Linked DNA regions of Homo sapiens: region 2 is linked to region 1. Evidence: chromatin loops called from intact Hi-C (ENCODE). Cell type or tissue: breast epithelium. All regions are shown on one strand.

Region 1 (2,500 bases):
CCACTGCTTTCAGGTGTGATAACATCCAAGGCACCGCTATAAAAGCTGGACACGGGGATGCTGATCGGGCCCATTAAGGTGCTCCCCTCCCACTGAGATGGTTTGTAGAAGTGGGTTTAGTTCCATTTCAGAGCCTATTTAGGAATATGGCCCCCCCAAATGGTACAGAGGGCTGTAAGTAAAAAATTAAACCTGACAATCATTAGTCATGTCAAATGTTTACGCACTCAAGAAGAAACTCTATTTTACTCCTTGTTTAGAAATTAGAGTCTACCCTTAGAGCTCTGCAGCCTGGGGAAGTTTCTCTCAGCCCTCTCCCAAGAATCTTCATGCTCTGAATTACTATTTAATTTTCCCCTTCCTACTTTAAAGTAGAAACAGCAATGGTTTTTATTGGTACCTTCTAATGTTTTTATAGGAGGCACCTAAATCTTCCACATAGATACTCATCACAGCTATAAAAGGTTTCATCATTTTTTTAGGGTGATGCTAATTTTTCTTTTTCTATTTTCACAAAGAAAACACAGTTAAGAAGGTTTTATTAATATTTATAGCCCTTCTTCTTCTGATCCGTGACAAACCGCAAAAAGGTAAGAATCTGACCATGTCCAACCCATAAAACCCCTTTCCCTGTGATTTATGGGTGGTCACACTTCCCAGGCGGTGAGTGGCTCTGTCCAGCGACTGCCCTGGCTGACCCCAAGGGAGACCTGAGCCATAGGTTATTTCCTGTCAGTGATGTTTATAGCATACTTGGAAATTTCTGGAAGTCAAGAGAGAATCTGGGGGCAATGAAAGTTGATGTTTCTGTACTTCAAAGGAACCTGTGAAATTAGGAGACTGTGAGGAGGGGGAAAATGTGGAGCCCGAAGCCCATAGCCTCCTCCTTCCCAGCACCTGGCTTGGGGTCTGCAGGAGGGAGGAGACCTGCAGCAGTGTGACAGTGACAATGCCCGGACTTGCTATCCTCATAGAGACAGAAGTGGGCAGAGGAGAGGCCTGAGCCAGGCAGCGCTTACCTCGGGGCTGGAGAAGTGGGGGGGCTTGCTGCCCTCACTCTCGCTGGAGCTGCTCTCGGTCTCCGAGTCAGATCCGGAGCTGCTCTCTGAGTCGCTGGAGGAGCTGCTGCTGCCGCTGCTGCTGCTGCTGCTGCTGCCCTTGCTGGAAGGCACCGAGGTTCTGCAGTTGGGCTGCTGGACCACGGCGCTGCCAGCCCGCGAGGCCCCCGGGAAGCAGAGGGAAGGAAAGCCAAGTGAGCAAACAGGAAAACACCACCAAGCTGTCATGCACCCTAAAGAGGGAGGAGGCACGCAGCCTACACATCTGTCAACCATGACCTGGAACTCAAAGAGCAGGCATCGAGGTCAAAGTCATCCTAAAGGTTAAAGCAACTCATATACAGAAATAAAATTGGGGGTGAAGTTGGTGCCCCTTGGTAGTCGGGCACTGGTTATTCGTGTGGCCATTTTGGAAGGGAAGGTGGTATAACATCCAAATGGCTGTTTCCATTTTGCTGCTGTTCTGGGAATGGCTTTTCAAATGCATCCCCAAATCCAATCATCTACAAAAATGCAAGGAAATCCAAAAAGCTTGAACTATTTTGCAAAGCATGAAAATGACTGCTTTATTTTTGCCCTAGAGGAAAATGCAGCATGATGGCAGGGATTAGGCAGAGGGCTGTCAGGAAGGGCACGGCGTTCTGCTCTGAGCTTTCATGACCTGCTGGAAGGTTCCAGAGACGAAGGGACTGTCCAAGTTCATGTCTTGCTTCCTCCCTTTTCCCACCTGTAGTTGAGTGCTGTAGCGATTACAGGTGCTGGGATGTTGTTATAAACTGTAACCTTCCTTTGAGCCCTTTCCTAGAGAACTGAAGATCCCTCACTGACACACTTTCGTATATTCCGGACTTTAAAATTCAATCCCGGTGCTGTGACTTATAGGAACTGCATTTCACATTTATACTTGATGTTTATATCCATGCTGAAATTTGCCAGAAAGTCATTACATACTCAAAGATAACAAGAAAAATTGACTGATGCTTTCCGATAGTAATTAATTAACCATAAAAATTCAAATAGCATACATCCACCCAGAAAGTGTTTGAGCAGAAAAGAAAATTTCAGTACTCACATAATATTCAACATCTTCAAAGTCCTTTATTAACAAAATTGAAACACACCATACTGTGTTCTTTTGAGGTCAAGCTCTAAATACCAAAAATGCCGGTCACTCTTGTATGTTGAGTCAGCAAACTGCTTCCAACTGTGACCAGTGCTTCTATAGGACCGAGCATCAATGAAGGCCAGGGGCCAGGGAGCTTGTGGGGGTTTACGGTCTCAAGTGCAAAGCAGCCTGGACATGGTAAAGGACTTGTTTCACCCATCCCTTAAATCTTTGATACGTGCTTTGCCCAAAGAGGACTTTCATAAATCCTGGGTATGGGGGTGGGGATGGAGGTAATACTCATTGGAGCTTTGTTTCTATAAAAACCACCAGACAA
Region 2 (2,500 bases), 360 kb after region 1:
GAAACAGAAGAATGAGGAGTCAGAAAAACAATAAAAGACTTAGCCCAAACATATCAATAATTACCTTAAAAGTAAATAGTCTTAACAACCAAATAAAAGACAGAGATTGTCAGAGTGGATAAAATAACATGATCCAATAATATGCTGTCTATTAGAAACTGATTTCACATACAACTTCATATGTAGATTGAAAATAAAAGGATAGAAAAAGATATACCATACAAACAAATAAAAAAAGGCAGAAATGGCTATATTAATATCAGATAAAGTAAACTTAAGAGCAAAGTAAAATACTAAAGACAAAGAAGAATGTGACATGATCATAAAACAATCAATTGACTAGGAAGGTGTAACAATCCTAAAAGTATATGCACCAAACAACAGGGCCTCAAAAATTGATACAGCTGAAATGAGAAACAGATAAATCCATAATTATAGCAGGGGACTTAAATACCCTACTTTCAGTAATAGTCAGAACTACTAGACAGAAAATCAGCAAGGATATAGAAGAAATGTACATCACAATCAACCAAGATATAATTGACATATATTTTAAAACTCTACTCAACAGCAGAATACACATTTTTCAAGTGTTCATGGAACGAATGTTCATCATGATAGAGCATATTCTGTGCTACAGAACAAAATTCTACAAATTTGAAAGAACTAAAATCACACAGAGCATGTTCTCTAGATCATAACAAAATCAAACTAGAAATCAATAACACAAAGACAACAGAACAATCTCCAGATACTTGAAAATTAAACATTCATTTCTAAATACTGAATGGTTCAAAGATGACATCTCAAAAGTTATATTTAAAAATCCATAGAATGTAATAAATATAAAAATACAACACATCAAAATATGTAGCATGCAGCTAAAGTAATGCTGAGCGGGGAATTTACAGTACTAAATGCCTACATTAGAATGAGGAACTTCTAAAGTATTACATGCAAAAATTCTCCATAAAATATTAGCAAATTAAATCTAGCAATGTACAAAAAGAATTATGCACCATGATTTATTTAGGATTTATTCCTAGGACACAAGGGCAACATAAGGGATCTTTGTGGTCATGAAACTCTTCTGTATCCTGACTGTGTTAATGTCAATATGCTCATGATTGTGTTGTAAGATATTAGCACTGGAGGAAAATGGGTGAAGGGTACACAATCTCCTTGTGTTTTTTCTTACAACTGCATGTGACTCTACAATGATCTCAACAATTAAAGCACCTGTGGATGCTGACTATAATTCAACTCAGCCATCAATGTTTAAGCAATGTTATGTTATAGAAGACTGACAGTGTCGTGGTTGTTGATACTCAGGGGTAAGACTCTCCAAAACTAGGATTTGAGATTGTTGTCTGAGATTTCAACTTTATAAACCACGCGAAATGAACAGAAGATGAAATACACAAATTTTCAAAAAAAATCACTATGATCACTATGATTGTTAGACATATAAGACTAGATTATAAGCTGACAGAACCCACCTATTCAAAGAAAGGACATGTGGCTCAGAAGGATGGTTGAAGAAACCATGCTAACAAAGAAACAAAGAAAGTGCACAGCATCCATCCCAACTACTTCCAGGGGAAAAGAAGCCTTAGTCAAATCTATTACTAATACCCTGTTGGTAAGGCATCTGCACCATGGAGGAAGAAACACAAAATTGTATTCATTGGACTTCAATTATTCCAGTCCTGCTCTCTTTCCTGGAGTGCACAGTAGATAAATGAAAATATTTAGAAATCCACATTAAACTTGCATCGGAAAACTGAGAACAATAGCTGAAATTTATGGTTGTACACAGGTCTGCCTTTGCTTTTTTCCTCTAAGCCCGCCAAGATCACAATCCTATATTCTTTCCAAAGCCTTTTAGTCCTTTTCCTGTTTAAATGAATAAATTGACATTCTGGTTTCACATGTTTGTCGTATTAGTTTAGTTTATGTGAATCCACTCTCAAGAGTTTGGTGGCAAAACTAGCCTTCTGAGCCCAAGGCCCAGCCTATGGGCTGTGAGAAATTCACCACTGAAATGGCACCAACCACAGGTGACCCGTTAGAAGTGGGGCGAGCTCTCAAGATGACGGACATTCTTTCTGTTTTGTGGTCCAGTGTGATCTTTCAAACCTACTAGTCATATTTCTGCCAAAACTAGCTAATTAGACATGGTGCTTTGTTCTTTGACTATATATATTAACACAAATGCCTCATGATGAGTAGAAATATACTATACATGAGATTTTTATTTTGACTAGCAAAAAATTTTGCATTTTTGTTTACTTTAAAGCACTACGAAAAATCCAAGATATTAAAATTATTACAATAGACAATGAAATTATTTTCTTCCAATACCAGATTTTGATATAGACTTTTATTAATAAATTTATATTGAGTTTTCCAAACCACATCCATCTTTCTCTGTCAGGACTCCCACCTAGTTTCCTAATGCCCAGTGCTCAAGTAGCCTGTCAGGTAAAAAGCAACTAAA

Evidence for each region. Hi-C counts contacts between places; a loop is a spot of excess contacts. Peaks named below come from ENCODE experiments on the same cell type or tissue, not always from the same donor. Only the 100,000 strongest peaks of a DNase experiment are listed, where the experiment ranks them.
Region 2: a loop joins it to region 1, with 5 times the contacts of the local background. A loop is called at or near these places in 1 of 110 quality-filtered maps.

The regions. Positions count from the first base shown.
Region 1 is chr2:99,600,416-99,602,915 of GRCh38, forward strand. AFF3 (ALF transcription elongation factor 3) reads right to left here. Exons shown (of 25, transcript NM_001386135.1): 14 at 1,020-1,206. Among named protein-coding and RNA genes, the nearest start is that of REV1, 110 kb to the left of the region's middle. RefSeq lists an enhancer at 1,192-1,754. In breast epithelium, no CTCF peak of the experiment used is centred here; a DNase peak (open chromatin) is centred at 1,075; H3K4me3 peaks cover 543 bases.
Region 2 is chr2:99,963,722-99,966,221 of GRCh38, forward strand. All of the region lies in intron 7 of AFF3 (ALF transcription elongation factor 3), which reads right to left. Among named protein-coding and RNA genes, the nearest start is that of AFF3, 180 kb to the right of the region's middle. In breast epithelium, no CTCF peak of the experiment used is centred here; no DNase peak of the experiment used is centred here.